Regions from separate parts of the Homo sapiens genome. Here region 2 is linked to region 1. Evidence: read pairs that join two places in POLR2A ChIA-PET (ENCODE). Cell type or tissue: PC-9. All regions are shown on one strand.

Evidence for each region. Peaks named below come from ENCODE experiments on the same cell type or tissue, not always from the same donor. Only the 100,000 strongest peaks of a DNase experiment are listed, where the experiment ranks them.
Region 2: POLR2A ChIA-PET joins it to region 1 with 11 read pairs; 5 of 35 experiments call an interaction of 5 or more read pairs at or near these places.

Annotation. Positions count from the first base shown.
Region 1 is chr17:50,880,372-50,888,371 of GRCh38, reverse strand. LOC105371825 (a long non-coding RNA gene) reads left to right here. Exons shown (of 3, transcript XR_001752940.2): 3 at 1-1,568. Among named protein-coding and RNA genes, the nearest start is that of TOB1-AS1, 18 kb to the right of the region's middle. RefSeq lists enhancers at 2,638-3,166, 3,167-3,695. In PC-9, no CTCF peak of the experiment used is centred here; DNase peaks (open chromatin) are centred at 3,701, 4,271 and 5,371; H3K4me3 peaks cover 405 bases; H3K27ac peaks cover 3,403 bases.
Region 2 is chr17:51,025,887-51,033,886 of GRCh38, reverse strand. SPAG9 (sperm associated antigen 9) reads left to right here. Exons shown (of 30, transcript NM_001130528.3): 6 at 2,165-2,206. Among named protein-coding and RNA genes, the nearest start is that of SPAG9, 91 kb to the left of the region's middle. In PC-9, no CTCF peak of the experiment used is centred here; no DNase peak of the experiment used is centred here.

The DNA of each region.
Region 1 (8,000 bases):
AGTGGGCACCTTTGCTGTCCTTCTGGGAATTCTCCCAGTCACTAGTGAGGGTGATAGCTTTCCCACTTCTGGCCCAACCTGCTCCCACTCCATTCCAGGGCCCCCTGGGTCATCTCCCACTTACAGCCCTCCTCTCGCCTTTGGGATCTGACACCTGAACTCGCTTTCTGCAGTTTGCCCTTTGGCATTCTTCAAGGGCTTTGGCTGATCCTGCCTTCTGGCTGCTCCTGCTCCTCCTGCCTGATCCCCACCTCTGGACCCCAGCCTGGGCTGTCCTCAACTGTCTGGAAACTACTCAGAATGTTAGATCTTGAATCACCTCTTGCAGCCACCACAGTGTGGACTCAATCCTTTTTCCATTCATGTTCTCCTGTTCTGCAACTGGGCTGAAATGACTGCATGGCGATGAGGGAGAGAAGACTGAGTCTCAAGTGGGGACGCAATTTGTGGAAAACAATAGGCCCCAGGGCAAGGAGCGAAATGGGCAATTAGCCCAGGTCTGTGTTGAAGTCAGTCTCTTGGACTTACCTGGAAGCTCTCTAAGGCAGGGATATATTCAGATCATCTTTTCATTTTTTTATTTCCTTCCTCCTCCCAACTCTCCATGTTCACCCCTCCCCAAAAAAACTAGTAAAGCTCATTTGCAATATATTTGTTGCTTTGAATTTTTTTTTTTATTTATTATTATTATTTTGAGACACAGTCTCACTCTGTCACCCAGGCTGGAGTGCAGTGGCACGATCTCGGCTCACTGCAAGCTCCGCTCCCCCCTCCCCCACACCTCCCTCAAAGAGGTTTCAGTGTGACAAGGAAGAGGTCACACACACCCAGGGAGCTAGAAGTAACGCAGAAAATACAGACTGCTTCAAGAAAAGTACGAAGGCTGGGCTAAACTGGTTTCACTTCCAAGTGATTGGGTGATGGCCCCTATGGGTCAGCCTGGCCTGAAAAAGAAATCTCCCCATTGGGGCTCCAGCTTGTCCCATTCAGCCCTTAACACAGCTCTGAGCTGAGGCAGGAGTCAGCATCACCAGCACTTTTTGTTTTACAGGGTTTTTTCCCTTCAATTCTCCATTTGTCTTGGTCTGCAGGTGCTCTTCTCCCTGACCCTCCTTTCATATTCATCCTAAATGACAAGACCTTTCCTTAAAAACAAGCATCTTCTCCTCCCATGGCAAGACAAGGCTGCCCTTTGTGTGTTGTTTTCATTAATTTGTTGATACTTGTTTTCAAGCTACATTTTATTGGACTTGTGCTTACTTTGCTGAAGCACAAAGGTTGTTTAAGCAGAAGGGCACAAGAAAGTGGAAAACTCCTGACCTCAAGTGATCCACCCACCTCGGCCTCCCAAAGTGCTGAGATTACAGGCGTGAGCCACCACACCCGATCACGGGTCTTCCTGCTTCTGTGATCACCTTCTCATAACCTTGAGACCACTGCACATTGATGAAGTTCAGTTAATCTACAATGACTGTAGCCATCTGAGTGACCCCAGGTGAGACCAATAGAACTGTCGAACTAGCCAACGCACAGCATTGTGAGAAACAATAAATCATTGTTTTAAGCCATTATGTTTTGTGGTGGTTTGTTACAAACACATAACTAAAACAACCTCAAAATCTGGATAATATGTTAGGGCCTGCCTGGAAAGCTGGCTGCCCCCCTGCTCTTCCTCGGCCCATCGTGGGAACTCTTGGCTATAAACAAATCTTCCCGGAGTGGATAAGTGGTCAGGATTTAAGGTGGTATTCTTCCCAGGTGCTCGTGCAACTTCAAAAAAATAAAATTCTAAGAATGGGATTTCAGGCCCTTATCAAGGACATATTTATGGCCAGGGACCCTCCTGCCTGCTCTTCAGAAACCACATCTTGGCTTCTTCCTTCAATAGCTTCCAGCCACCTGTTAAAGATCTGCCTTTCCCAGATGAGAAGGCAGGTCTAATTCAGAGGAGATTGAGCTGGTTGATAATGCAGAAGAAATTTCAAGGCGACTCTGAAGCACATCTAGGCTTCCTTGTAGCCAAACCAAACGAAATAATCTCAAACCCCAAAATATTACAGGAAAAAAAATAAAATCAAGTATTGCAAAGATGACAAAATGTTGGGTCGGGCATTATAGATCATGCATTATATATAGCAGTTACCTACAGATAGTAAAAAGTCACACCTGTAATCCCAGCACTTTGGGAGGCCGAGGCGGGTAGATCACTTACGGTCAGGAGTTTGAGACCAGCCTGGCCAACATGGTGAAACCCTTTCTTTACTAAAAATACAAAAATTAGCTGGGCATGGTGGCACGCGCCTGTAGTCCCAGCTACTGGGGAGGCTGAGGCAGGAGAATCACTTGAACCCAGAGGTGGAGGTTAAAGTGAGCCGAGATGGTGCCACTGCACTTCAGCCTGGGTAACAGAGTGGGACTCCATCTCAAAAAAAAAAAAAAAAAAAAAAAAAAAAGCAGATGGATTCCAATAGAATTTGACCTCTTCTGAGGTCTTTACATTGTTCTGAAAGGGTCTGTTTGTGTCCATTTCCCTAACTAGACTGTAAGTCTCTTGAAAACAGGGATCATATCATAAAGTATTCATTGGCTGGGCAAGGTGCCTCACACCTATAATCCCAGTATTTGGGAGGCCAATATGGGAGGATCAGTTGAAGCCAGGAGTTCGAGACCAGCCTGGGCAACAAAGTGAGACTGACTATTCTCTATTTTAAAAAAAGAAAAATTTTCATCTTTATGACTCTAGAGCCTAGCACATTAGCACAGGGCTTTGCACAGAGCTGGCACTCAATGAATGCTGTTGAGATAAAGCACAATTTAAGCCCAAAGAGCAGGGTGGGGAGCTTAGAAGTCAATAGGTCCTATGGTTTTGAAATTCTGAAAGATTTGAAATATCAGAGGAGGCAGGAGAGCAGGGGTCTAAGCCCATGGGAAGTGCTGGCCTAGTCTGGTGGGCTCTTGTCTCCCTCAGCCTCACCTCAGGCCAGGAGTTTGTGCCTTCACCTGGGACACTGGTGACGTCAAGGCAGCTGCGAATCCTGAGTGCAGTGCCACCCTGAGCTCCTGTGACCCAGCAACCTCTGCTCAGAGAGAGGAGCCTTTGCCTGGCTTTGGGCAAAATGGAACCTGTCTGTGCCTCAAACCTGGAGCTCTGAAGGCTGAGGACTTCCAACCCCTCAAGTGTACCAAGGCAAAGCAAACAGCTCAGAAGCAGCGCAGGGAGGTGGCACACCCCCAGACACTTGTCAGCTGTGCCGTCAACTCGTCATTCTCACTGATGGGTGCCTGCTCCCTCAAATCCTCCCTCCAGCATCCACCTTTGAGGCTGGGGTCCCGGGTGCTTCAGGGGCTCCCAGACCCCTGCTGGGTGAGTGTGGTGGCCCTGAGGAGTGTGTCTCCCTTTTCTACAACTCTAGCTCTGCCCTATACATCTGGGGACAGGGCCAAGAAAGGGGTCCGTTGAGTCAAATGGACCCAACAAGTCCTGGTCACGGCCTTTCCAACCAGAAGCACCTGCCTGGCCCCTGGAGACCTTGCTCCCTATCTCCAGGAGGAAGGAAAGCAGGGGAGAGGTGGAAAGAGGAAGGGGGTGGGGAAAGATTGCCTAACACACTTTCCCAGGTTCCCCCACTACCTACACAAGGTTCAGTCCTTATTTTGGTATGCAGAGCTCCTCCCAGGCTGAGCTCACCCACAATCGCAGCCTTATCTCTGCCTCTCCCTACTCTGACCTGACAACCATGGGAGTCTGCCTCACACTTGTGTAGGGGCTGAGTCTGGAATGTCATTTTCCTTTCCCTGCCCATGAAGCAACACTCTCCCTTCAAGGCTTCTTTAGGCTCTGCCCTGCCTTCCCCACCTCCCAGGCAAAGACAGCTTCCCAAAACCTCACAGCAACTGTTGCCCCTACCACGATCTGTCTGGTAATACAGCAGGATCACTCATTCATTCATTCACTCACTCATTCATTAAGTCCTGTATGAACCAGGCTCTGTGCTGGGGTCCCAGGATACTGCAAGGAACAAAGTAGACACAGATCCTATCCCTTTCGACTGCATTGCTCAGCGGTGGAGACAGCTACTGAATAAATAGCTGCATAGGAACTATGGGAGCAAAAAGCTGAGGGTTTGCTGTAATAGGACTGGGGCAGCTTCCCCTGAAGAAGGGAAATAAAAGCCAAATGCTAAGCTCACTAGGGATGAATGAGGTGAGAGGAGTAAGTGAGAGGCTGCAGGCAGGACTAGCAGAAGGCCCTGAAGTGGGAGGGAACCTGGTGTATTTGAGGAAGTAAGAGAGGGTGGAGGAAGGTTGGGCAAGCTCTGGCCTTCTGCTGGGTAGGCAGGCAGGCAGCAGATCCTCGAGGGTCTGTAGACTGCAGTGAGGGCTTTGGTCCTCACCCTAAAAGTCATGGGAGACACTGATAGGTTTACCCCAGTGGGTGCAGGGTGACGGGAACATGACTGATTTGCATTTTTTTTTTTTTTTGAGAAGGAGTCTCGCTCTATTGCCCAGGCTGGAGTGCAGTGGCACCATCTTGGCTCACTGCAACATCTGCCTCCCGGGTTCAAGCAATTCTCGTGCATCAGCCTCCTGAGTAGCTGGGACTACAGGCGTGCACCACCATACCTGGCTAATTTTTGTATTTTCAGTAGAGACAGGGTTTCACCATGTTGGCCAGGCTGGCCTCAAACTCCTAACCTCAAGTGATCCGCCCACCTCAGCCTCCCAAAGTGCTGGGATTACAGGCATGAGCCACCGCGCCTGGACTGCATTTTTTTTTTTTTTCTAATACAGAGTCTTCCTCTGTCTCCCAAGCTGGAGTGCAGTGGTGCGATCATAGCTCACTGAAGCCTCAAACCCCTGGGCTTAAGTGGTCCTCCTGCCTCAGCCTTCCAATTACCTGGAACTACAGGTGCACGCCACCACAGCTGGCTAATTTATTTATATATATATATATATATATATATATATATATATATATATATATATATATATTTTTTTTTTTTTTTTTTTTTTTTTTTTTTTTTGTAGAGACAGGATCCTGCTACGTTGCCTAGGCTTGATTTGCATTTTTAAAAGATCCATCCCTTGTTTGTGGGGTGGAGAAGGTGTTAGCAATGAAGGCAGGAGTCAAGGCAGGGAAACCAGTAGGCGGCTGGCGTGGTGGTCCAGGGAGGAGGTGCTCATGGCCTGCAGGGTGGCGAACGGACAAGATCAATAGGTAGGAGGTCAGGCGGATGGGTCCAGTGGCAGCTTGAAATTAGGGACAGAGTGAGCAAAAGGGGGTGTCTCAGAAGACTCCTGGGTTTCTGGCTTGGGAAGTGTCTGTCCCACTAGCCTGGGGCTTACTCAGCCTCCTATTCTCCTGCACCCAGTAGAGTAGTCCTGTGAGCGATGCTTATGGAATGGGAATCCAGACGCAGGGAAACAGGACAAAAGGGCTAACTCTCTATTAGGGAGTATGTTAGGATTGAATTAAAGCCATTTTAGCCAACCATTTACAGAGTTCTTATAATAAATAGGTATTTCAGAATGCACAAAAATCAGATCTCTGTTCACAGAAGAGGTCTAGTGAAAAAAAAAAAACAGATCTCTTCCAATGTGATAAATTAATGCTTTTGGAATGTAGGGCAGATAGGTGTGGTGTGTGCATTCTGTTCTCATTTTTGTGAGAGATAATAAAGGAAGCTTTTGGAAACAAACACTACATAAACAAAGAAGTGAGCCCCAAATATAAAGATGATATATGTATATATTCAAATTGTACAAAAAGTATGTATAATATATAAATATAATAAATGTTAAAATGTATTTAATATTTTATTTTAGGCCAGGTATGGTGGCTCACACCTATAATCTCAGCACTTTGGGAGACCAAGATGGGAGGATTGCTCGAGCCCAAGAGTTCAAACCAGCCTGAGCAATATAGAAAAAAAAAAAATTAGCCAGGCATGGAGGACTAGACTTACCTCTAGTCCCAGTTACTCACGAGGCTGAGGCAGGAGGATCACTTGAGTCCAGGAGACTGAGGCTGCAGTGAGCCATGATCATGCCACTGCACTCCAGCCTGGGTGACAGAGTGAGACCTTGTCTCAAAAACAAAAAACAAAACAAAAAACATTTCTTTTTAATTGCAAAGGTAACTGACCACTGTGGAAAATCCAAGCAACATATGAAGAGAGGAGTCAAAAGTGAAGTGTCCCTTCACTCACCCGCAGAGCTACACCTCGCTAAATGTAACTACTTTCTCCTATGCACCAAAACATGTTTTCTACTTTCTTTCTTTTTCTTTTTTTTTTTTTTTTTGAGACAGAGTCTCGGTCTGTCGCCCAGGCTGGAGTGCAGTGGTGCGATCTCAGCTCACTGCAAGCTCCCATTCCTGGGTTCACGCCATTCTCCCGCCTCATCCTCTCGAGTAGCTGGGACTACAGGCACCCACCACCACACCTGGCTAATTTTGTTTTTGTATTTTTAGTAGAGACGGGGTTTCACCGTGTTAGCCAGGATGGTCTCAATCTCCTGACCTCGTGATCCGCCCGCCTCGGCCTCCCAAAGTGTTGGGATTACAGGAGTGAGCCACTGCGCCTGGCCTACTTTTTTTCTTTTTAGAGGCAGGGTCTTGCTCTGTCACCTAGGCTGGAGTACAGTGGTGCAATCATACTTCACTGTAACCTTGAATTCCTGGGCTCAGTAGATCCTTCTACCTCAGCCACCCAAGTAGCTGTGACTGCAAGTGCACGCCACCACCCCTGTTTTTTGTTTGCTTGTTTTTGTTCTTACAATCTATCTAACCAGATGGATTAAAAAAAAATATTTGTAGAGACACGGCTTCATTGTGTTGCCCAGGCTGGTCTCGAACTCCTGGCCTCAAGCAATTCTCCCTCTCATCCTCCCCAAGGGCTGGATTGCAGGTATGAGCCACTGCACTCAGCCTACTTTTAATAAAGGTGAGATTACTCTTTTTCTGTGGCTTTCTTATCTTCCAAGGATATCATATCATGTGGTTAAGCCATAGGCTCTACAGCAAAATGGTTGAGGTTCAAATCTCAGCTCTGCCACTTACTGGCTGTGTGCTTTCATATGAGGCCCAGTGCATACCCCACTGTGCCTCAGTTCCCTCATCTATAAAATAGCATTAATTATGGTATCTTCTTCATAGGGTTTTTGTGAAGATTTAAATGTAAAGCAGGAAGAACAATACCTGGTACATAGTATCTTCTCCATCTATATGAATTCAACTCACCAACAGCCACAAAGTACAAGATACATCAAAATTATTCAACCATATTAAAAAATATTATTCTTCTAGGCCGAGTGCAGTGGCTCATGCCTGTAATCCCACCACTTTGGGAGGCTGGGGGAGGGGGGGTAGATCACCTGAAGTCAGGAGTTCGAGACCAGCCTGGCCAACATGATGAAATCCCGTCTCTACTAAAAATGCAAAAATTAGCCAGGCATGGTGGTACATGCCTGTAATCCCAGCTACTTGGGAGGCCGAGGCAGAAGAATTGCTTGAACCCAGGAGATGGAGGTTGCAGTGAGCTGAGATTGTGCCACTGCACTCCAGCTTGGGCAACAGAGCAAGACTCTGTCTAAAAAAAAATATATATATATATATAAAATATGTATATATTATATATATATAATATATAATATATAATATATATAATATATAATATATAATTTATATATTTATATATAAATTATATATAATTTATATATATTTATATGTATAAATATATATATAATATATATAAATTATATATTATTTATATATAATATATATATAATATATTTATATATAAATTATATATAATTTATATATATTCTTTTATATATATGAATATATATATTCTTATATATATATGAATATATATATATATATTTTTTCTTATTCTTATTATTTTGAGACAGGGTCTCGTTCTGTCACCCAGGCTGAGGGAAGTGGGGCAATCACAGCTCACTGTAGCCTTGACCTCTCGGGCTCAAGTGATCCTCCCACC
Region 2 (8,000 bases), 150 kb before region 1:
ACATAGGTATTTATTAATACTTACATTTACTGTTTAAACAGACTTTTAGAATAGGAGAAGTTGTTTAACATTTTCTACTGAAAAAATTACCTTTTTCACTCAAAAAAATTTATTGATGCTCACTGTGTTAGGCACAATGCCATGTACTAGAAATGTTGTTAAGGTGCTCAGAGGTCCAAATATTTTCTAAAAGAGGCCTTTATAATTTCTTTTAAAAAGTTATTTTACTACTCAGGAGGCTGAGGTGAGAAGACTGCTTGAAGCCACGAATTCCAGGTTGCAGTTCACTGTAATGGTACCTGTGAATAGCCACGGCACTTCAGCCTGGGCAATATCGCAAGATCCTGTGTCTAAAAAATTATATTAATTCAGTTTCACAATTTTTAGTAATACTGAAGAATGTGGAGTAGGAATGGGAAGTTTCTTCAACCCTAAATTTCATTTTTTCCCCCAGTCATTGTAAATAGTTGATGTATCCTTGGCCTTTTTCTTTACAGGTGCACATAGATATAATATCTTTTTAAGATAAGTGGGTTTATAAGTGTTTTCCTGCTGCTTGCTTTTTTTTTTTTTTTTCATTTAATGACATAGCTTGACAATCTTTCTACTTTTATATAGAGAGAGCTACCCAAGTTTTTACCTAGTTTTTGATGAAGAGAATGATTAAAGATGATGAGAATCTAGAATCAAAGATCTTATAAATAAACATTAAGTGCTCTTACCACCAAAAAAAGTATGACGTGCTAGATATGTTTATTGGCTTGACTGTGGTGATTGTTTCACAATGTGTATTAAAAAAATCACCTTAACTATATGCTGTATTTGTCAGTTATATCTCAATAAAGCTAGGGGAAAAAAAAAAACCACATCTGTTAAAGAAGAGGCAGTCTGATTCCTACAAAGTGAATCATGCCTTGTTAATCTGTGTATTTTGTATTTTTTATTTTTTTTTGAGATGGAGTTTCGCTCTTGTTGCCCAGGATGTAGTGCAATGGCGTGATCTCGGCTCACTGCAACCTCCTCCTCCTGGGTTCAAGCGATTCTCCTGCCTCAGCCTCCAGAGCAGCTGGGATTACAGGAGCCCGCCACAACGCCCAGCTAGTTTTGTATTTTTAGTAGAGACAAGTTTCTCCATGTTGGTCAGGCTGGCCTTGGACTCCCGACCTCAGGTGATCCACCTGCCTTAGCCTCCCAAAGTGCTGGGATTACAGGTGTGTGCCACTGCGGCCGGCCTAATCTGTGTATTTTTAAGGGCATAACTGAGAGCTAGCAGCCTTTCAAAAAGACTTTGATGAATTTCCAGACCAAGAGTATTTGAAACTGTTGCTTTGTATTTAAGAGAAACACATCCGTCTCATAGAGGGAAAATGTATAGATAGAAATAAAGAATATGAATAAATAGATTTTTATGAAAAAGGATTTGGGACTGGGCACATGGCTCATGCCTGTAATCCCAGCACTTTGGGAGGCCAAGGAAGATGGATCACTTGAGCCCAGGAGTTCAAGACCAGCCTGGGCAACAAGGCGATACCAAATCTCTACTAAAAATACAAAAATTTATCCAGGCATGGTGGGGTACACTTGTAGTCCCAGCTACTTGGGAGGCTGAGGTGGGAGAATCACCTGAATCCTGCGAAGTTGAGGCTGCAGCAAGCCGTGATCGTGTCACTGCACTCCAGCCTGGACGACAGGAGTGAGACCGTGTCTCAAAAAAAATAAGAAAAAGGATTTGGATTTTGGTGATCCTTTGATCATTAGTGTTATCTAACTAATTCAGAAATGATAGAAGGAGGTGTGATAAACATTTCTGAGTATGCTGCACTGGATTATTAGCATGTTAAATAGTCAAAGGGACTGGAATAAACATCAGGAAGATTTCATAAAGTGGTGTAAGTAGAAAAAAAAGGTTAAACAATGAGCTGCATGTTGATAAGTATAAGACACTGATCCAAGTGGTGGCTTCTGAACCATGATATTACTTAAACTAGAGTGTTAAGGTCAGCTTAAGTCAAAATAAAACAAAGCTTCCAAACCCTCATTTTAAACACAGTAGATAATAGATGAATCTTGTATCTTGGGAGATAGTACAAGCCAAAGTTACAGCTGTGTTAAAACCTAGTAAACACATAATTTTTTTCTCTTTTATAATCTTCCCTCTTCCTAGGTCAGCAATAGTCCTGAACCTCAGAAGGCTGTAGAACAGGAGGTGAGAATGGTGCTTCTTAACATTTTGCAAAAAGTATACTAAAGTGATTAACTATTGATTACTTCCTCAACTGCTATTCTCAAGACATCAGATGCTCAGCTTGGAAGACTATTGTTGTAATTCACTGAAATATAAAAGAAAATTATTTCCACTGTAGTGGTTGTCAGGGCTTTACTGCAATCTGTAATTTATTCCTTCCCCAAAGTAAGCATTTTTAAATAAAGGAAAGAAAATATAAGTAAATTCTGTGAAATTCAGCCTGTTTGCATTTATCCAGCTCTATGTAATGGTATACTTTCCAGAAATACCTTCTTCAGGGCATAATGTATGTAACTTGTATTTGTCCTGAATGTGGCCTAGTGTGTCATCTTACAGTGGACTGCTTCCTTAGTTTAATAGAGTTCTTCATCTCCAGTCAGGGCACCATCCAGCTTTATTCATCAAACATCTGTTAAGAGCCTACTACAGGCCAGGTGTGGTGGCTCATGCCTGAAATCCCAGCACTCTGCCCAGGCAGGCGGATCACTTGGTCAGGAGTAGGAGTTCAAGACCAGCATGGCCAGTATGGTGAAATCTTGTCTCTACTAAAAATACAAAAATCAGCCAGGCATGGTGGCAGACACCTGTAATCCCAGGTACTTAGGAGTCTGAGGCAGGAGAATTGCTTGAACCCGGGAGGTGGAGGTTGCAGTGAGCTAAGATGGTGCCACTGCCTTCCAGCCTGGGCAACACAGCGAGACTCCATCTCAAAAAAAAAAAAAAAAAAAGCCTGCTACATGTCAGGCTTGATATGCTGGGCACTGGGGATAACAGGATATCTGTGACTTTCTCCTACGTGCTAGGTCAGGGGTTGACCTGGGTCCATGGAAGCCCTCTAGCATCAACAGTGAAACAGTATCCTCTTCCTTTGAAATATACTCAGAGTTAGGACATTCATACCTTTCCTTTAATAATTTGAATTCTCTTGAAGCTACCATTCTGTTTACACTTAGATGGATTTTACCTAAATGTGAGTATCTAGAGTTAAGGTTTTTAGTGTTTCCTTTGGGTCACAGACTCTTAGGAGTCAAATTATTTGAAACTCTCCAGAAGAATGTATGTACACACCATTTTGTAACTCTTTTATGCCACATAGCTGTAAATCAAAAGAGTTTTAAGAACCAATGCTTTAGAGACTTACTTTTACTTGGGGAGAAAGAAATGTAGGTATAAAAGTATATTTGTGTTAATAGTGAGGGATCCTATGTGGGGCTAGTTACTTGTTTGTAGTTTTGTCTTTATTTTCATTTGGCTTAAAACCCTCAAATCTAAGAGACAAACTTAGGTAGCAGAGTTGCTTGCCTTTATATGACTTATTTCAGAAGTTAGGCTACTCAGGAAAACACTACATTGGCATGTAGTGTCTGTAAGTTGAACTGAATGGGATAATTCATTTTCTCTAGTTGTAAACATAGTTTATAGTCTGTTAGAAAATAGTTATGCTGCAATGCCAGATAATCCATGACATATATATTCTGTATAGCACTAAGCACATGGTGCATTTGGTAAATGGAACAACTGAAAATATTTTGAAGAGCTTATAGACTTTTAGCCTGATATTTAAAACCCATAAGAAAATGGCACAAAGACCAGATTGCTTTTACTGCAGTATCTCAAGTGAAACTGAAAGTAATGACGTTTATTTTGTGTGTGTGGTAAAAACACATAAAAATTACCATCTTATGACCTCTGATGTGGTCTCCACAGGGAGGAAAAAAATGACCATTTTAACCATTTTTAAGTATATAGTTCAATAGTGTAAGTATACAGTTCAATAGTGTTATGTATATTCATATTATTGTAAAACAGCACCAGAGCTTTTTCATCTTGCAAATCTAAAACTCTGCACTCATTAAATAATAACTTCCTTTCCAACTACTGTAGCCCCGGAAACTACCATTTTACTTTATGTTTCTATGAATTTGATGTCACATATTAAATACCGCACATAAATAGAATTATGTAGTGTTTGTCTTTTTGAGACTGGCTTATTTCATTTAGCATAATGTCCTCAAGGTTCATTCATGTTATAGCATGTGACAGAATTCCCTTCCTTTTTAAGGCTGAGTAATATTTATTTGATTGTATGTGTACACCATATTTTGTTTATTTATTTGTTAATGGACATTTGGGTTGGTTTCACCTTATGGCTGTTACGAATAATGCTTTTGTGAATACATACCCAGAAGTGAGATTGCTGGATGATATGGTAGTTCTATTTTTAATGTTTTTAGGAACTTTCATACTGTTTTCCAGAGTGGTTGCATCATTTTACAATCCTACCAACAATGCACAAGTGTCTAATGTATTCACATCCTCTTTTTCTTGATAGTGGTCATCCTGATGGGGGCCAGGTGATGATATCTCATTGTGGTTTTGATTTGCATTTCTCCAGTGATTAGTGGTGTTGATCATCATTTTATATGCTTTTTGGCCATTTGTGTTACATCTATTTTTTTTCAAAGCACAATTTAAATATGCACAGACATGCCATTCTTTTATATGCACTTCCAAATCTTGTACTAGCTTTTTGTGAACATTCTCTAGTGACATGTACACCTATGATGTGGCAGTTCCCTAAAGGCTCTAAAGGGGAAAATGGGGCTATAAAATAAATATGTTAGAAAGAGACTTGATGACTGCGTAAGTCTCCATGTTTGCCACCACTCATGCCATTGAAAAAGATATCTTAATGATGTCAGACAATAGGATTTGATAGGCTAGTGGTCATTTGCAGTCAAGAGTATTAGCCAAAACAGCACAACCTGGCAAGTGACCTGTAAAGTCTAATATAAAATAGGAATTTGCAGTGTCAAGAAGCCACAGATTGAATGTGAAATGACAGCATGCAACTCCCCTGGAACTTTATGTTGAATGATTCATAATAAATGCTTTTCAATTAGGACCTCTTAAGAATTTTCCCTTGTTTGCATACATAGTCATGTGTCGCTTAACAACAGAGATACATTCTGAGAAATGTGTACTTAGGTGATTTTGTTGTAGGAACATCATAGAGTGAATTTACCCAAACCTAGACAGTATAGCTTACTACACACCTGAACTATATGGTATGGCCTGTTGCTCTTAGGCTGCAACCTGTGCAGCATGTACTGAATATTGTAGGCAGTTGTAACACAGTGGTAACTATTTTGTGTACCTAAACATAGAAAAGATACAGTAAAAATACAATATGAAAAATTTAAAATGGTATACCTCTATAGGGCACTTACCATGGATGGAGTTTGCAGGACTGCAAATGCTCTTGGTGAGTCAGTGAGTGAGCAGTGAGTGAATATGAAGGCCTAGAGCATTACTGGACATTACTGTAGACTTTATAAAATGCTGTCCACTTAAACTATACTACATTTATTTAATTTTTTTCTTCAATAATAAATTAACCTTAGCTTACTGTAACTTATTTACTTTATAAACTTTAAATTTTTTTACCTTTTTGATTTTTTTGTAATAATGTTTAGCTTAAAACACAAACACATTGTATAGCTCTATGAAAATATTTTCTTTATATCCTTATTCTATAAGCTTTTATCTATTTAAAAAAAATTTTTTTTTTTTTTGCTTTTTAAACTTTTTTGTTAAAAACCAAGACACACACATATTATTAGCCTTGGCCTACACAGGGTCAGGATCATCAATGTCAGTATCTTCCACCTCCACATCTTGTCCCACTGGAAAGTTTTCAGGAGCAATGACACACATGGAGCTATCACCTCCTATGATGACAGTGCCTTCTTCTAGAGTACTTCCTGAAGGACCTACCTGAGGCTGTTTTATAGTTAACTTTATTATTATTTTTAAGTAGAAGGAGGAGTATACTTTAAAATAACAATGAAAATTTTAGTAAATACATAAACCAGTGACATAATTGTTTATCATTATCAAGTATTATGTACTGTATAGAATTGCATGTACTATACTTTTATACACCTGGCAGTGCAATAGTTTTGTTAACACACTAGGGCATTGCACTGGGATATTATGACAGTTGCAACATCACTGGGCAACAAGAATTTTTCAGCTTCATTTTAATCTTATGGGACCACCACTATATATGCTGTATGCTGTCTATTATTGACCAAAATGTCATTATGCAGATGTGGCACATGATCGTATTATCTTATGAGTGTACTGTTGACCAAAAGTAGTATATTTTAATTTTTAACAGGTCAATGATTTTTTTTTTTTTTTTGAGACAAGGTCTTGCTCTGTTGTCCAGGCTGGAGCGCAGTGGTATGATCTTGGCTCACTGCAACCTCTTCCCCCTTCTGGATTCAAGTGATTCTCGTGCCTCAGCCGCCCAGGTAGCTGGGACTACAGGCATATGCCACTACACCCAGCTAATTTTTGTATTTTTAGTAGAGATGAGTTTTCACCATGTTGGCCAGGCTGGTCTCAAACTTCTGACCTCAAGTGATCCACCTGTCTTGGCCTCCCAAAGGGCTGTGATTACACACATGAGCCACTGTGCTTAGCCTCATTCTGTCTTTAGTTGGAGGCAGTTAGTGAGGTATAATGCAAGAATATTGTGCCCCTGGCCAAATACTTTGTCCGATTTCCCATCTAAGTGCTTTTCTGCTAATCTTAGAAGCTTTATGTCACCACTGCCTGGGATACCAAGAAGAAAGACCTCTTTCAAAAATGGTTTCCCGGCCGGGCGCAGTGGCTCACATCTCTAAACCCAGCACTTTGGGAGGCTGAGGCAGGCGGATCACCTGAGGTCAGGAGTTCGAGACCAGCCTGACCAACATGGAGAAACCTCGTCTCTACTAAAAATACAAAATTAGCTGGGCATGGTGGCGCATGCCTGTAATCCCAGCTACTCGGGAGGCTGAGGCAGGAGAATCACTTGAACCTGGGAGGCAGAGGTTGCGGTGAGCCAAGATTGCGCCATTGCACTACAGCCTGGGGCAACAAGAGCGAAACTTCGTCTCAAAAAAAAAAAAAAAAAAGAAAAGAAAAAGAAAAGGGCTCAACCCCTAAAATCAGAGCTTTTCCCTTCTCAGCTCTCATGCTGTATCTCTGGGATCTAGTTGTCAGAAATATAGCCCACACATTGGGCTATTTTAAAGAGTGTAAAATATTTTTATGTGGTAAGTATAAAAGGGAAGTAAGTTACATATAAGTAAATTTCATTTTATTTGGATAGCCTAGGATAAATTTAAAACATAATTTTCTTCTAAGTAGATCTAAATTAACCACTTCCTTGTAGCCTGAAACCTTGGGATTGCTGAGGTATCATGGTCCCTTTCCTGTTTTAGGTTCAGCTCTCTCCTGGTTATTTTTTTTTTTTTTTTTTTTTTTTTCTCTTTTCACCCCATGATATCTAGACTGTCTCCTGGTTATTTTATTTCATGCTCCCAGATCCACAAATGAATTTGGAAAGTAGGCCTTTGCCACACTTCATATGTTGTGAACTTTTAAATTACTAAATACAATTTTTTCTGAGGTGAAAATAACCTGCCTTTTGTGGGGAGTGGGGGACTGGAATAATAAGGAGGAAGAAGAAATAATTTCTCTATATTTAAGAGGTAAATGAGAATTCCAAGATTGACCTCAAATTATTTATTTTTGACATAGTTTCAAAGGCATATCACTTTCTCATATAGATGAACTCAATATTCTCTAGGGCTTTCTGAATCCGCCGTCTTAATGGGTTTTAAGTGCTTTCATCAACACTGTTTATCAGAAATACAGACTGTTTATTTTATATTTTTTAATGTGTGTTACGTTTGAAACT